Regions from separate parts of the Homo sapiens genome. Here region 2 is linked to region 1. Evidence: read pairs that join two places in POLR2A ChIA-PET (ENCODE). Cell type or tissue: endothelial cell of umbilical vein. All regions are shown on one strand.

The links. ChIA-PET counts read pairs that join two places held together with the same protein. Peaks named below come from ENCODE experiments on the same cell type or tissue, not always from the same donor. Only the 100,000 strongest peaks of a DNase experiment are listed, where the experiment ranks them.
Region 2: POLR2A ChIA-PET joins it to region 1 with 5 read pairs; 1 of 35 experiments calls an interaction of 5 or more read pairs at or near these places.

What each region holds. Positions count from the first base shown.
Region 1 is chr3:181,322,727-181,330,726 of GRCh38, forward strand. The region is part of intron 3 of SOX2-OT (SOX2 overlapping transcript); the gene reads left to right. Among named protein-coding and RNA genes, the nearest start is that of SOX2-OT, 270 kb to the left of the region's middle. In endothelial cell of umbilical vein, a CTCF peak has its summit at 4,097 (motif pointing right); a DNase peak (open chromatin) is centred at 4,125.
Region 2 is chr3:181,606,202-181,614,201 of GRCh38, forward strand. It overlaps SOX2-OT (SOX2 overlapping transcript), which reads left to right. Exons shown (of 7, transcript NR_075092.1): 5 at 4,660-4,728. Among named protein-coding and RNA genes, the nearest start is that of SOX2, 100 kb to the right of the region's middle. In endothelial cell of umbilical vein, no CTCF peak of the experiment used is centred here; DNase peaks (open chromatin) are centred at 4,120 and 7,170.

The sequences.
Region 1 (8,000 bases):
TTGGGGTGAAAAGTTCTGTAGATGTCTATTAGGTCCGCTTATTTCGGAGCTGAGTTCAAGTACTGAATATCCTTGTTAATTTTCTGTCTCAGTGATCTGTCTAACATTGACAGTGGTGTGTTAAATTCTCCCACTAGTATTGTATGGGAGTCTAAGTCTCTTTGTAGGTCTATAAGAACTTGCTTTATGAATCTGGGTGCTCCTATATTGGGTGCATATATATTTAGGATAGTTAGCTCTTCTTGTTGTGTTGATCCCTTTACCATTATGTAATGCCCTTCTTTGTCCTTTTTCTTCTTTGTTGCTTTAAAGTCTGTTTTTATCAGAGACTAGGATTGCAACCCCTGCTTTTTTTTGCTTTCCATTTGCTTGGTAAAGTTTCTTCCATCCCTTTATTTTGAGGCTATGTGTGTCTTTGCACGTGAGATACAGCACACCAATGGGTCTTGAGTCTTTATCCAACTTGCCAGTCTGTGTCTTTTAATTGGGGCATTTAGCTCATTTAGATTTAAGGTTAATATTGTTATATGTGAATTTGATCTTGTCATTATGATGCTAGCTGGTTATTTTGCCTGTTAATTGACACAGTTTCTTCATCGTGTCGATGGTCTTTACAATTTGGTATCTTTTTGCAGTGGCTAGTATTGGTTTTTCCTTTCCATATTTAGTTCTACCTTCAGGAACTCTTGTAAGGCAGGCCTCGTGGTGACAAAATCTCTCAGCATTTCCTTGTCTGTAAAGGATTTTATTTCTCCTTTGCTTATGAAGCTTAGTTTGGCTGGATATGAAATTCTGGGTTGAAAATTCATTTCTTTAAGAATGTTGAATATTGGCCCCCACTCTCTTCTGGCTTGTAGGATTTCTGCAGAGAGATCTGCTGTTAGTCTGATGAGCTTCCCTTTGTGGGTAACCCAGCCTTTCTCTCTGGCCGCCCTTAGCATTTTTTCCTTCATTTCAACCTTGGTGAATCTGACAATTATGTGTCTCGGGGTTGCTTTTCTCGAGGAGTATCTTGGTGGTGTTCTCTGTATTTCCTGAATTTGAATGTTGGCCTGCCTTGCTAGATTGGGGAAGTTCTCCTGGATAATATCCTGAAGAGTGTTTTCCAATTTGGTTTCATTCTCCCCTTCACTTTCAGGTATATCAATCAAACATAGTGTTGGTCTTTTCACATAGTCCCATATTTCTTGGGGGCTTTGTTCATCCTTTTCATTCTTTTTTCTCTAATCTTGTCTTCACACTTTATCTCATTAAGTTGATCTTCAGTCTCTGATATCCTTCCTTCTGCTTGATCGATTCAGCTATAGATAACTTGTGTATGCCTCATGAAGTTCTTGTGCTGGTTTTTCAGCTCCAACAGGTCATTTATATTCTTCTCTAAACTGTTTATTCTAGTTAGCAATTCATCTAACATTTTTCCAAGGTTCTTAGCTTATTTGCATTAGCGTAGAACATGCTCCTTTAGCTTGGAGGAGTTTGTTATTATCCACCTTCTGAAGCCTACTTCTGTGAATTCATCAAACTCATTGTCCATCCAGTTTTGTTCCCTTGCTGGCGAGGAATTGTGATCCTTTGAAGGAGTAGAGGGGTTCTGGTTTTTGGAATTTGCAGCCTTTTTGCACTGCTTTTTCCTCATCTTCGTGGATTTATCTACCTTTGGTCTTTGATGTTGGTGACCTTCGGATGGGGTTTCTTTGTGGACGTCCTTTTTGTTGATGTTGATGGTATTCCTTTCTGTTTGTTAGTTTTCCTTCTAACAGTCAGGCCCCTCTTCTGCAGGTCTGCTGGAGTTTGCTGGAGGTCCACTCCAGACCCATTTGCCTAGGTATCGCTAGCGGAGGCTGCAGAACAGCAAAGATTGCTGCCTGTTCCTTCCTCTGGAAGCTTCTCCCCAGAAGGGCACCTGCCAGAGGCCAGCTGGAGCTCTCCTGTATGAGGTGTCTGTCGACCTCTGCTGGAAGGTGTCTCCCAGTCAGGAGGCATGGGTGTGAGGAACCCGCTTGAGGAGGCAGTCTGTCCCTTAGCAGAGTTTGAGCGCTGTGCTGGGAGATCCACTGCTCTTTTCAGAGCCTGCAGACAGGAATGTTTAAGTCTGCTGAAGCTGCACCCACAGCCACCCCTTCCCCTGGTGCTCTGTCCCAGGGAGATGGGAGTTTTATATATAAGCCCCTGACTGGTGCTGCTGCCTTTCTTTCAGAGATACCATGCCCAGAGAGAAGGAATCTAGAGAGGCAGTCTGGCTACAGTGGTTTTGCTGAGCTGCAGTGTGCTCCATCCAGTTCAAACTTCCTGGGGGCTTTGTTTACACTGTGAGGGGAAAACCTCCTACTCAAGCCTCAGTAATGGTAGGACGCCCCTCCCCCAACCAAGCTCAAGAAACTCAGGTGGACTTCAGACTGCTGTGCTGACAACTAGAAATTCAAGCTAGTGGATCTTAGCTTGCTGGGCTCCGTGGGGGTGGGATCTGCTGAGCCAGACCACTTGGTTCCCTGGCTTCAGCCCCCTTTCCAGGGGAGTGAATGGTTCTTTCACTGGCATTCCTGATGCCACTGGGGTATGAAAAAACACTCCTGCAGCTAGCTCAGTGTCTGCCCAAATGGCTGCCCAGCTTTGTGCTTGAAATCTAGGGCCCTGCTGGTGTAGGCACCTGAGGGAGTCTCCTGGTCTGCAGGTTGCAGACTGTGGGAAAAGCGTAGTATCTGGGCCCTGATCTGCCTATCATCTTCTATCCAGCAAAATCTGGATGATGATATAATATATTCCTTTCAACATATTACATATTTTGAATAGTAATGAACCATTAAATATTAATTTAGTGACTATTTTGTGCTAGGTATTATTCTAGAAATAATAGGAAAGTAAGGATACAATGACTGATAGCATAGTCCCTGGCTTCAAGGAGGTTTGAGAAATTTGTCTGGTAAAAGGTGACAGGTATATAAACAAAGTGCATTACAGTGTAATAGGTATTGTGATGAAAATATGTATAGAGTTCAGTGCAGCCACATGGGAAGTGGAATAATTAATCAAGCTAGAGTGTAATAAAAGCTTTTATTATTGAGGATCATAGAGGAAACGTTTACCCTTTAAATTTGTCACTTATTTTCTTTCTGATTCTCTTGGACCTGTGTGTCTTTTGATTGTTCACCAAAGCAACTTCATTCCTTTCATTTTATTATAACACCATGGGCATCTATGACTCAATGGTATATAACAAAATATGTGTGTGCAATACTGCCTCAAAGTACATATTACTATGATGTGCTTTATAGGACTCAAGGTGAAAATAGAATATCATTAATGCTGAAGAAGACATAATGATCTGTGCTTTATTTGTTATTTTGTGTTTCCAATTAGTGATTATGCACAGTCTCAAGTTTGAGGTTGATCCTCTCATGCCCAGCCACTACAACTCTTATACACCTCTGTCAGAGTGCATGGAATGATCTCATGGGAGAGCATCTTGGGGAGCATTATGAACTCTGAAATGTCCTCTTCCCTTGCTCCTGAAGATTCATCAAACTATATGAACCCTGATCTTGCTGATATCAAGGTCTTAGGCTCTTTCTAAATGATAGTAATACAGAAAGTTCCTGGGTTATGGGAAACACAGTTTATCTAGTTTTATCTTCTGCTAGGTTTAACAGTTAATTTTGAGGGTGGGCCTATCATAGGTATTCAAGAACTACTTCAATGCTTGGTTGGTTGGATTTAGCACTTTTTGACAACAGCCAGTATGAAAATGTTCAATTTTTTTTCCCTCCTTTAAAAACCTAGCTTCTCTTCCCATCTTTCTACTTCTCTTTCTTCCATGCTTTCTTTGCTTAAATGTGATTATCTTAGTCTATGAGCTTGAGGGCAGGGATGCTCTTCTATTCATCTTTAACCAATGTGTTTAGCACCAGTATTGGCACATGGTAGGCCCTCAACATATGCTTACTGTATGAATGACGCATGTCCTTCTTGTCTTTGGGATTACCCTAGTTGCTACTCTTAATGCAGTAATAGTAAGACATCTTTATGCCCCCAGAGTCCCAACTCCTGACCCCACTTCATGTGAGAGAATTGCTTTGACTCCAGGTGTTTGTATATCCACTAGAGGGCACTGTTTTGTCAGAGGCTGTTCTAAACTTTTCTTCAATATCAGGATAGACACCTTAACTTCATGGGCCACTCTCAGCTTCAAGTTCTTAATATTTCTGTTAATGAATAATTCTTTGAGTTTTCCATCACAACTATTCTTGCCAATATATAATCACAATAAGAAGTCATAATTAAAAACAATCGTAATAATGTTAGATACAAGCTAATACTTATTAATGGATATGGCAAATACATATTTAATAACCAAACGTGGTAAATAAGAACACTCATATATGTTAAGGGAATTCTTTTATGTTTCTTGTTTCCAGATTTTCTTCTGACCAAAAGTAGAAGGGCAAGTAAAGTAGCCATTAAATCTCAAACTTCATTTTTTGTACTTTCACAATAAAAGCATTTGTAAGGAGACTAGGGAAATTCCAAGCTAAACACATTATATCCAAATTTGAAAGGTAGCTTCAGTAGAAATTTGTTTTAAATGAGAAAGGCAGTATTGAGTGTGATATTTTCTAAAGCTATAAAAACTACATTTTATGAAAAGTTTCTTCTCCCTCCATTACTTCTATTTCCACAGAACTATCTTTAGGCAGAATCAAATGAGTTCCTGGGCTTTAACGTCAAACAGTTTGAGTTTGCAAATATTTTCACCTTACACGTGAATCAACACAGGGGATATGTGAGAAGACAAAGCTGTTCACACTGTCAGCAAGCTTCCAAACACATCATTAACCCAGTGGTGACTTGGGAGGTCCTACTGTAGCTGTCTAAGGAAGCTGCAAAAGAGGGAGGAGCCAACAGGGAGGGCCTATTTTCCCAAGTTTAAAATCTTAACTCCGAATTATGTCATAGAATTGAAAGAGATGGTGGGACCCAGTAAACCCTGTCAACAATTAAAGAACAGAACGTAAATAAGAACTCTTGGCGTTTTCGCACAAGAATCTTTGTGATAATCTGTTAGCAAACTCTCTTTTACGTTATGTTTAAGGACTTTTTAAAATGTGGCATTTTTTTGTGCCAGGCTGCAAAGTCATTTGTGAAGTGTTTAATTAGGCTTACTTTGATTAAAAATGTAGGCTTAAATATCTGTTGATTTTGTGACAAGCTGTGGATGTTAATTGTCTTGATTGGTTTTATTTTGTATTCTTAGGACAACAGGATCTTATGTGTATAACTGTAGTTGGAGAAAGGAGCAAAAGTGTAATTTTTGAAAGGAAACATATATTTCTGAAGTTAGCCAGATGTTACAAGACCACGTACGTAGGAGGCATTGAGCCTGAGACAGAAAAACTTGAAAGATCTGGTAAAGAAATTGAGCACCCCCCTTAAATTTATATCCAGCAGAAATGGATGCTAGTTTTTTTCATGAATTTTATGTGGAATCTAGAGCCTATCTAGATTCCTACTCAATAATCCCAACATTTGTATATTTATAAATGACACCATTTCCCTTGAATATCATACTTCTTTTCCAGAGGACTTTAAAACTTTTAACAAAGAGAGAAGACATGTATTTTCACCTATTTGATGTAGCAGATTATTTACGGAGCCAACATGTTGACACACTATAAACTGTAAAAAATGAGGCCTAATAAGGTTAATTGTCATCTGAACCTTCCTCTGTAGGCTGCAATCTGTGGGCTTTGATTGTTTCTCTGGGGGAAACTCTGCCCAGATGGCGAAGTCCTCAAGGCCCTGACCCACAAGAGGCCTGCGGAGATGGAGAACAAGGTGCTTCTCCACAGACTAATTAATTTACTAGTATAGCACCTGTTCCAGAATAGATAGGGCTGGAAGGGAAAGCAGTCCCTGGGCACAGTGGCAAGCTCTCGAGTAAATGGATTTCAGCTGATTATATTAAGCTGCTGCTTTGATCATCTAAAGGCGTTAAAATGGAAATATGTTTTTTTCTGGCTGTTGGCTACTGTGAGTGTGGTTTGTATTATTATTATTATCATAAATGTTGGATAATAGAAAAGGCTGTTTTAGATTTCAATACATCCCACTTAAAAAGTGCATGGTATCTTTGTGTATTTCTATTTCCAGTTTAGAAATGCGTGTTGTCATAAAACTGCACCTTTTAAACAATTCTGCTTTCTTGTTTCCATTTTATTCCAGCCAAATTACTAGCTGGAAATCAAACACCAGCACAGATTCCTTTTAGCTGGAACATTTTATTATGTACTCACACCTTTAATTCAATGTGTGTAATTAGGCTTTAATCAGCTGAACACTATTTGTGAAAAAATAACAGACACTTCTTTAAATGAAATTCTGGTAAAGTCATGCCATTAAGCTTTGGTGACTAGTTACTGGCACGAATAAATCCTTGTGTAAACAAGGCTTGGTAGTAAATGGATTTACAATGTGAGTCTTTCTGCACTCAATTTCACTTTATTGCCTCTTTGATTCCCAAAAGGATTAGAGATAATTTTTTCAGTCCTTTAGATGCCATAAAACTGTTTCCCTTTCCAAATTAACACTATGATCTTCCATGTAATGTGTTTGGCAAACATGAGGAATTTATAAGACCACTAGTCTTACGTTGTATAGTAATGGAGATAAGAATATGGTGCCTTAGATGTCATGGCCTTACAATGGGAAGCTTTTACCAAGGTTGTGAATGAGGTTTTGAAAATAGAAAAGTATTCTTGATTGTATGGAACACAGCCTAAAGAATGTTAATGATTATAGCTCTTTGGTAAGTTAAATGATTTGAACTATTTCTATTACCATTGCGAGTTAATTTCTCATATTGAAACAGGGAAGTGCTGTTAACATTATGACAGGCAAAATTTAGTCCTTCTTTTTTAAGAAGATATGACACAGGATAGGAAACCAGCAAGCACAACAAATTTAGCATATAATCCTGAGGTTTATTTCCAGATTGTCCTCTCTCGTTGTATCCTTATAATCCTTGGAACTATCCGTTCTGTGAAAGAAATTGAAAATTTCATGGCTGCTTTTCCTTGGTTCTCTTCTCTGAAACTCCAAAAGCATCCTTAAGGTGTTTTTGTTTTAGTGGATTTATTTGTTCAATACACATTCTTTTTTAAAAATCAAAATGCACAGAAACGTGTATAGTAAAAGTAGTTCATTTACTATCTTAACTCCTGAATCTGGTCCCTTAATGCAGCACCTTAGATTGACCAGTTCCTCACGTTGCCCTCCAGAGGTATTTTAATGGTGCTTGGTACAAACTAAAAGACATTTGAGATATTTCCAGTGATTTGCTTCTATAAGTAATACTGCTGTTAATATCTCTGGGCCAATAGTGCAAATGCAACTGCAGTATATATTCCTAAAAGTAAAATGGCTGGCTCATGGGGCACATGCATTTTAAATCTGGATAAATATTGCCAAGTTGTTCTCCAAATATGATACAGGAATGTGACTGTTTCCCAACAACCAGGTTTGTTTTCTCCCTAACCTGACAGTTAAATATTGTATCTTATTATTTTAATTTGCATTTCTTTAATTATGACTGAGGTTGAGTATCTTTTCAAATGATTAAAACCCACTTGATTCTCTTTTGATGTGAGCAGCTTGTTCATGTCCTTTGCCAGTCTCTCTGTTGGGCCATCAATGTTATTCTTATGGGGTTGAAGAGCTCTTTATGGAAAAAGGAAATCAGCCCTCTGTCTGCCAACATGCAGTATTTGTCATTTCGGTGGCGTTTCCCTTCATATCTGTCTCTCATTTACCATGCCTTCTATTGCTCTTCTTTTATCATTGGCAGTCTGGATTTAGGGTTGCTTAATAACTCCTGGAAACCAGAAATGATAATGTCATGGGAAAGGGGTTAATTTAAGTGTTTTCGTAACTTTGACTTTTGATGAAGTAGGAGGATAAGGACTGAAAGGACAAAATTAAAAAGAGTGTGAGGGGACTTTAGTGATTTG
Region 2 (8,000 bases), 280 kb after region 1:
TGTCTAGGTGGCCTCGAGCAACTGTTAACCTCTCTAAGTCCAAGTTTCCTATCTGTAAAATAGCAATGATAATACCCGCCTCATGAGGTTATCTTGAAAAGTAAATGAAATAATTTTTAGTACTTATTACAGTGCTTCAAACTACCAAGTGTTCAATAAATGGCTGTTACTACAACTCAGCTAGGTTATGATCAAATAGGCATTTTTTGGACTAGCCTAAAAATGCAACTATGTATCAATTGCTATTTTCTATGTCCCAAGTGATTGGCTTTGAGATAGTCTTCACTATGAAAACATTTAAATACTCACTTTACATTTTCAATTTACTTTTTAAACGAACTACTTGTTGTTCCAACTGCCAATACTTTTTGTTTAGCTACTCAGTTACCATCTTAATCTCACAGCTAATAGAAACTTCTCCCCGAAATGAGAGTTTCTTAGGAACAAGGATCATGTCTTTATCAAATAACCATTAATTGAGCATCTATATGTCAATAACTGGACATAAAAAGATACATACGATTAGTTCCTTTCCTCATGGGGTTTAACTTCTACCTGGGAAAAATAATATGCAAATACAATTCAAGATTATGACTGTTATAATAAAGATGCGTGCCAAGAACTATTGAGTCTACTGGAAGAACAGATTTATTTTATCTCATTTGATAAGGAAATCTTCGTAAGAGAGGTGGCATTAGAACTGAGCCAAATGTATATCAAACTCAATAATAAATGAAGTAATTCCAGCACTTTGGAAGACAGAGATGGAAGGATCACTTGAAGCTAGGAGTTTGAGACAAGCCTGGGAAACATAGCAAGACCCCTGTCTCTACCAAAATAAATAAATAAAAATAACATTAGCCAGGCATGGTGGCACATCTTTGTAGTCCTGGCTATTCAGGAGGCTGAGGCAGGGTAATCACTTGAGCACAGGAGTTTGAGGTTACAATGAGTTATGATCATGCCATTGCACTCCAGCCTGGGTGACAGAGCAAGACCTTGTATCAAATAATAATAATAACACTAATAATAACTGTAAAACATATGTAGGAATAGAGAGATCTGCATGAATGCTACTGCAGGACAAGATTCATAAGTGTACTATGGTAATTTTGGACCTTGAATACATAGGATAAAGATAAAAGATGAAATGTCATGGTGTGCATCTAGGCATGTATGTAATAGTAAGAAATATTATTAATAAATAGCAAGCTGGTTGATGGGAAATAATGTTAGAGAGGTGCTACCAAGAAACTGTATTTTGTAGAGCCCTGGGAACTGAGCAGGGAAGTTTAGACCTCATGCAATAAGCAAAAGAAAAACAAAAAAAAAAAAAAAAAGAAAAAAAGGCATTATAGATTCTACAACCAAGGTATATGTAACATGATGAAAGCTAAGTTGTAGTAAGGTTATTCCAGCTATCATGTTGTGGGTAAAGGATCGAGGCTAAATATGGTAGACTAGAGCATCTTGAGTCAATTTTATTAATGCAGCTATGACCTGTGGTAGGTCTAGACGAGTACAAGTATGTGTTTAGAGATCAACTATAGATATAAATGTGATATTTCATGAATGTCACCTGGGATATTTGAATAATAATATCACTGACAAATATTGCAAAGGTAATGGGAAAGATTATGAATCATTTTTAAGTGAATAAAATTTAGCATCATCTTTATGCCAAGTATGTGAAAATATATAATATTTCAGGTATATGTATCTACATAATATGTGCATCTTCATTCAGTATCTGTTTCCCACAGTATATCTTGTTTCCACAAAGAAATTATCTACTTCTGCTGGGCGGAATCTCGTCTCATATTTCTCATGCATTCTACAGAGCCTACCGTGTAAAAAACATAAAGTTGGTACTTAATAAAAACTTATTTGATTAAATAACTGAGGTCAGAAATAGCAGAAAACTAGCCCATCTTAGATGGAGTCATTAGTGAATAAGAATTATTTATTCCTAATAATATTGATGAAGTGGCAAAAGTTTTACTGTGCCAAGTAATTCTAGACAATAAAACTATAGTTCATTTTTTTTTTAATATTCAGTAGAACAAATTTTATGGACCTGAAACATCAAGGGAAATAGGGAAAAATCACCCTTCTCATCTACTCAGGTTTGCGTAGGTTTATTTTTTTTTTCTTTTTTCACTTTAAAAGTGTGATCTTAGGCTGGGCCTGGTGCCTCATGCCTGCAATCCCAGCACTTTGGGAGACCAAGGTGGGCAGATCACGAGGTCAGGAGTTCGAGACCAGCCTGACCAAGATAGTGAAACCCCATCTCTACTAAAAATACAAAAATTAGCCGTGCGTGGTGGCAGGTGCCTATAATCCCAGCTACTCGGGAGGCTGAGGCAGAGAATTGCTTGAACCTGGGAGGCGGAGGTTGCAGTGAGCCGAGATCACACCATTGCTTTCCAGCCTGGGCTACAGGGTGAAAATCCATCTCAAAAAAAAAAAAAAAGTGATCTTAAAGTTGGAGTGGGAGAATAAGACAGTAAATCAGCCCAATCTTTTATAGCAGCATATTCACTTCACTTAGAAAAAATAACTTTAATTGCACAGGGATAGAAAGAAAGATATTTGAATACCTTTCCTTGACAAGATTCAGAGCTTTCATGTAAGAATAAAATATACATTTACAGTAAATTTAGATTTGGGGTAGAATTTAAACTCTTGTCCATCAACATGTAATGAATGAATGTGACGCTTGCATAATAGCATTTTTTGGAGCACTGTTAGAGCAAGGGAGTCTTCGCAATGCTAAAGAAAAAAGGAAGTTAAAAAATTTAAGGATGTTTCACTTTCAATAAAAAAAATCCTAGTTGAAATAAGTTGGCAACTCCATGTTCAGAATCTATATTGTTTCTCTAATGTTCAGGAATGGTTAAGGCAGGAAAGAGAATCTCAAGGTCACCAGGAATAGTCCTTAGAGTATTCTTATAGGGCTTATCTGTGCTCACATGCCTAATTTTTTTCCAAGTGCAAAAGAATGGCCACTTGCTTGAGACAGGCCCAGTGCCATCCTTTATTCAAGTTCCTTTATACTCCTCTTTTTAAAGAAGCTGTCAAGTTCTTTTTTTGCAGTTGACAGGAAAGGCCAAATCTGTGGTACAGGAAAGGAGGCGCAAAAAAGAAACTTTTTTGTGTTGATGTTTTACTAAGTGAGCTAAGGAGAATTTTAGAATCATGCAATTTACTCTGGAGGCATTTACTGTACATAGCTATAGTGATGGTAATTTCTTTCATTGTTGAAGTGAAAAGATAACCATCAATCAGTTGTCAATTGGTCAATTGCAGAAGTGATGAAAAGAAACTGGTAGGAACAATCACTTCTGTGGCTACCTAGACCATTTGGAGGCATAAGAAAAGTATGGGAACTGGATTGCATTTTAAAAAGGGATTGGACCAGATTTTCAAAAAGGTTAATAGGCATAACTTCTTTGTAAAGGATGGCTTTGCAGTTATGCATAATCAGGAAATGCATTTTAAAAATGAAAAATTTTAAAGACAATGAAAAGTTTAAAAGTAAAAATTATTTATTTAATTAGATCAGGTAAATAAGCCCAGAAGACCTTGAATTTCAGTGTGTTCCTAATGGAGGAATAAATATAGTTTACTAATAACCCAACACATGTATTTAAAACAAATTAATGAAAATTACTTTGCACTCATGCCTTAGGTTCTAATCTTGGACACTTTGAAATAAATAACTTTCCAAGTATTTATTATGAGAAATAGAACATACAAGCTAATTGTGAACACTGTTTTTAAGCAAATATTTACAGATAATTTAATTTTTTTGAACCTATGGAAGTTTATATAAAGGTTAAGATAAGAGCAATTTAAAAAATCATTAACTTGCATAAAAGGCAAATGGCACACTTAGGGACTTAGTGCTGTAAGCAAGATTTCATTTTAATTTATCCTATTTTCCTAAGAATGGCAATGTTATTGATTTATTCTGAGAGAGTTCCCCACACACATAGTGATTTTTTTTTTTTTTTTACCGTGGTAGGTAATAAAAAGGATTACAGGCCCCCAGAAGGATGAGATATCATCAGTTTGTAATCCAGCCCATGGTTTCCTAGATACCGTATTGTCTATTCTGTTCCGCTATGTGAAAAATGTTGAATATCAACAATGGGTTTCAGTGCTGTATTGTTGAGTTTTGTATGAACTAATCTAGCTTCTCTAAAAAAAAAAAAAAAAAAAAAAAAAAGAAAGAAAAGAAAGAAAGAAAAGAAAGAAAGAAAGAAAAAAAAAGAAAAGAAAAAAAAGAGAACCACAGCTTTGGACAAAAGTCTATAGCCAGTGCATTTGAAAACTCCCCTTGCACCAGGGCTGACTGTAGCTGGGGGAAGACATTTTACTCATTTGCTCTTTCCTTTCATACAGTCAGCTGGTCCCTCTTCTCAGGTGTAGATCACCTATTATAATTTTACCTAATTTTGATACTCTGATAAGGAAAGTCCCAGGACTTATCAGCTGGGATAGGCCTCACTTACAAGACAGCTCTGTTCAGTATTTGGAAGGTAAGCTATTTGCACAACTTCTCTGCTGTAGTGTACTGGCCTAGCTCTAAAACTTTGCAGTACATCACTTATTTTTAACTTTCACTTTTTTTCTCTTTTCTTCTTTTGGAGAAAGAAAGCCTGACAGGTTTCTTCGGAAAAGTGGCCATCCATGGAATGAATGAAATGTTCTCTTTCTATTCCAGTAAGTAATTGACTTGTAACTAAAAATTGAACTAGCTGCTATGTCAGCTGCAATGTGAGCTGCTGCTGGCACAGGTGTTGCTTACTCTTTAGCCTGGAAAGAAAAGGGGTTTAAACTGTGATTAAATTTCAAGTCAATTGACCTCAACATGATAGTACATAATTCTCACTTGCCTACCAAATGGCCTGAGTTCTCATTTTGACCCTGATTCTGACACCTGCGTTTTTAATGTTTGGTGTAGCTAAAGCTATGGTTGCTCTTTTGTTTAGAAATAAAGTGGGTAGAGAACAGTTCTAAGTAAATAACAAATGGTAGCCAGCCGAATGAGTCTTTAATACAGCGCTCAACGTGTTCGATTTTTTTAATGCATTAACTCTGAGTTCATGTAAATTATTATTCAATCTTTTCTTTTTAAACAGTATGGATTTATGGGTAACAATTTACTAACTATGGATACACAGTAAATCCAAATCAGTGAATTACAAATAAGGAAAGGATGTGAGAATTTTGATGTTAAGTGCTTTCAAATTAACTTTGATTATGTAACATATCATAGGCGAAATATGCCTTGCACTTCAATTATTTTTGAGCCCTAGGAATGAAATAGCAGCATTGTTTTTCTTCCTTAGTATAAATAGAACAAAAGTCTCCTTAACTTAAGCAAGATGACCGTATTTGAGTTTGGGAGACAAACCTTTATCTTTTCCCAAAAGCAAAATAAAAATCATCTAAAATTTAGTGACATCTAAAATTACAATTTACACTTAAGGCTATTCTCCATTCATTTTTTGTAAAATGGTTGCATGCTAAGGATTGATCTGTAAGATGAGAGCACCCATGGATTGTTGTTTTTTCCTCCTAACTTCCTTTCTAACCTGGGAATTAGGAGAACTTGCTGATGATGCTTGCTTAACCCTGCTTTTAGTGCCAGGCTGTAACTAGCTCTCTGTGAAACCATTTCTGATCCTCTGCTTGCAGTGGTGAGCCTGAATTTTTCCCCCTCCTGGCCCATCACTGTCAGTCAATTATAAGATTGAACTGAACCAGAAAATCTGGTACAGTCTGGTAATTACTACAAAGGGTTTCCAGTCTAGTGTAAAGACAGAGATGCAAGAGCCCCAGCAGTCTCAGAAATCGTTTTGATTGGCCATGGACATTGCCTTTTAGTGCTGCTTGGTGACTTCCTAAAGATATTGCCTCCTACCCTACAGGTCTTCTCCTTCAAGTACATTATGGGCCTTTTTTAAAAGTCGTGCGTGTGTGTGTGTGTGTGTGTGTGTGTGTGTGTGTGTGTTCATGTGTGTTCGTGTGTGTGTGTTTCTTTTTTTAGATTCAACTTCTCCCATTTTTAGTCTGTCATTTTTGCCTATCAAACAGACACATTTTGACTTGCCCAACAAAGAACCAAGTTATCAACACTCACAGAAACTGACATTTTTAATTCAGGCTTCATTATGTCTTTGAATTATGACAGTGACATACAAAGACATTTTAAGGGTTTTTCATTGTTTTTTAAAAATCCAGCATTGGGATGTTTATCTTTCTTTAGTATTCATATTTCCCTTTCTACCTTTATTCTCAGTAATATATAATTAGCATTATCAAAACCATCAGCTATTATCCTTTCTGACTTTTGACCTTTATTTTTTAAATAAGCCTCAAGCTAACATTCTCCAGAATAAGAAAAATTCCCTAACAGATTTTAATGAAATATTTTAGGATTATTTTAAAACATGAATCCCTTTTAAACATCAACACTACATGACTAGACAAGTAATGGGTCTTACGATAAAACAATAGCAACAAAATAAATTTGATGAAAAATTATTTTGTAAATCTAACTTGCATTTGATGGTAAGTGCGATTTTATAGTGTGTATTTCATCAGACATTTTAAACCATTACTTTGGAGTTCTTTGCTTATTATGAAAGGTTGTTTGGGGTAAATTCTTATTTTTTACAGAAGCAAACATTCTTTTTGATTATAGATTACAACGACTCATTAGTCATATCAGATATAGTGAAAGTGTTTGGTAATTTGTCGATATAACAAGTGCCTATCCCAAAAGATAGATTATGTCTATCTTATTTTTTTTAATTTGCTTTAAGGACAAGTTTAATGTCTGACACCCTGCACAAAATTGCAAAAGCAGCAGTGCCCAAAAGAAAAACAATCAAAAGAAAGCACAGGGTTTTCATCTCCAAGAATGCTATCTTTAGGACAATCTGCATCATGAATTTAGTTGTGATGTGTGTTGTGAATCTTCTAAAGGATCCTTTATTTATCTACACCTTAATGTAGCTTTAAATATCTGCTTTATTTCTATGTATAATCTTAACAAAAGTAGTTACATTACCATGCCTGGTACTGATTTTTACATCTGACTTTTTGCTGTTACATTTCAAGAAGGTTAATATTGCTTTTGTAACCCTGTCATGAGTAATGCATTTTCCCAGTAAACATGTCATAATGTTAAAGGCTGTTCAAGAAGCAGTGTTTCTGTTGAAACAGTTTTGTATTTATTTCTCTATTGTTTATTATCCATAATATAGTGTAAGGCTTTGAAAAGAACACGCATATTTATGTAATTAACACTTTTTGTTATTAGGAAAGCCTTCCCATTAAAAACTAAGAGAGTCTAAGAAAACTATATAAATGGGCAACTTTTCAGGAAAAATATTTGCATTCGATTTTAATTTGCCATCAAGCTTATATGTTAAAATGTATACATAAAGTGACTGAGGGAAGGGTACTTTCTGGTGTTTTTTTTCTTATTTTTTAATCTAAAATATATGTTGAAATTCAAAAGGTGTTCACCACATGCAGTGTGGCAGCGTTCAATATTCTTTAACAGCTGTATACTGTGTGGGTCTGTATGAAGTTACAGGGGCTCACAAGCTTTATAACGGACACAAACATTCTTTTCTATTTCAGTCTTAACTCCTAGAAGCAGGAGTAAGACTTGGAAAGAACCAAGCAGCCTCCTGCCCCACTGAGACCAGAGTACCTCTGCTATTATCTGCTGTGTATATTAGAGTTCCATTAAGATTTACTCATGAAAATCCCATGCTAGAAAGAAAAAGTGAAACATTACTGACTGAGGCTATCTTATAGAAAAGGAAAGCAGGGTTTACTCAAGGTTGTACACTGAGTGAGTGACAGTGTCAATTTTATCACCCAGTTTCTTGTCTCCTGGTCCCAGGCTTACTCTCCTAACCAGACACAGTCATGGCTCTGTATGTCCAGGCCTCCTAAACTATATTGCTAAAAGC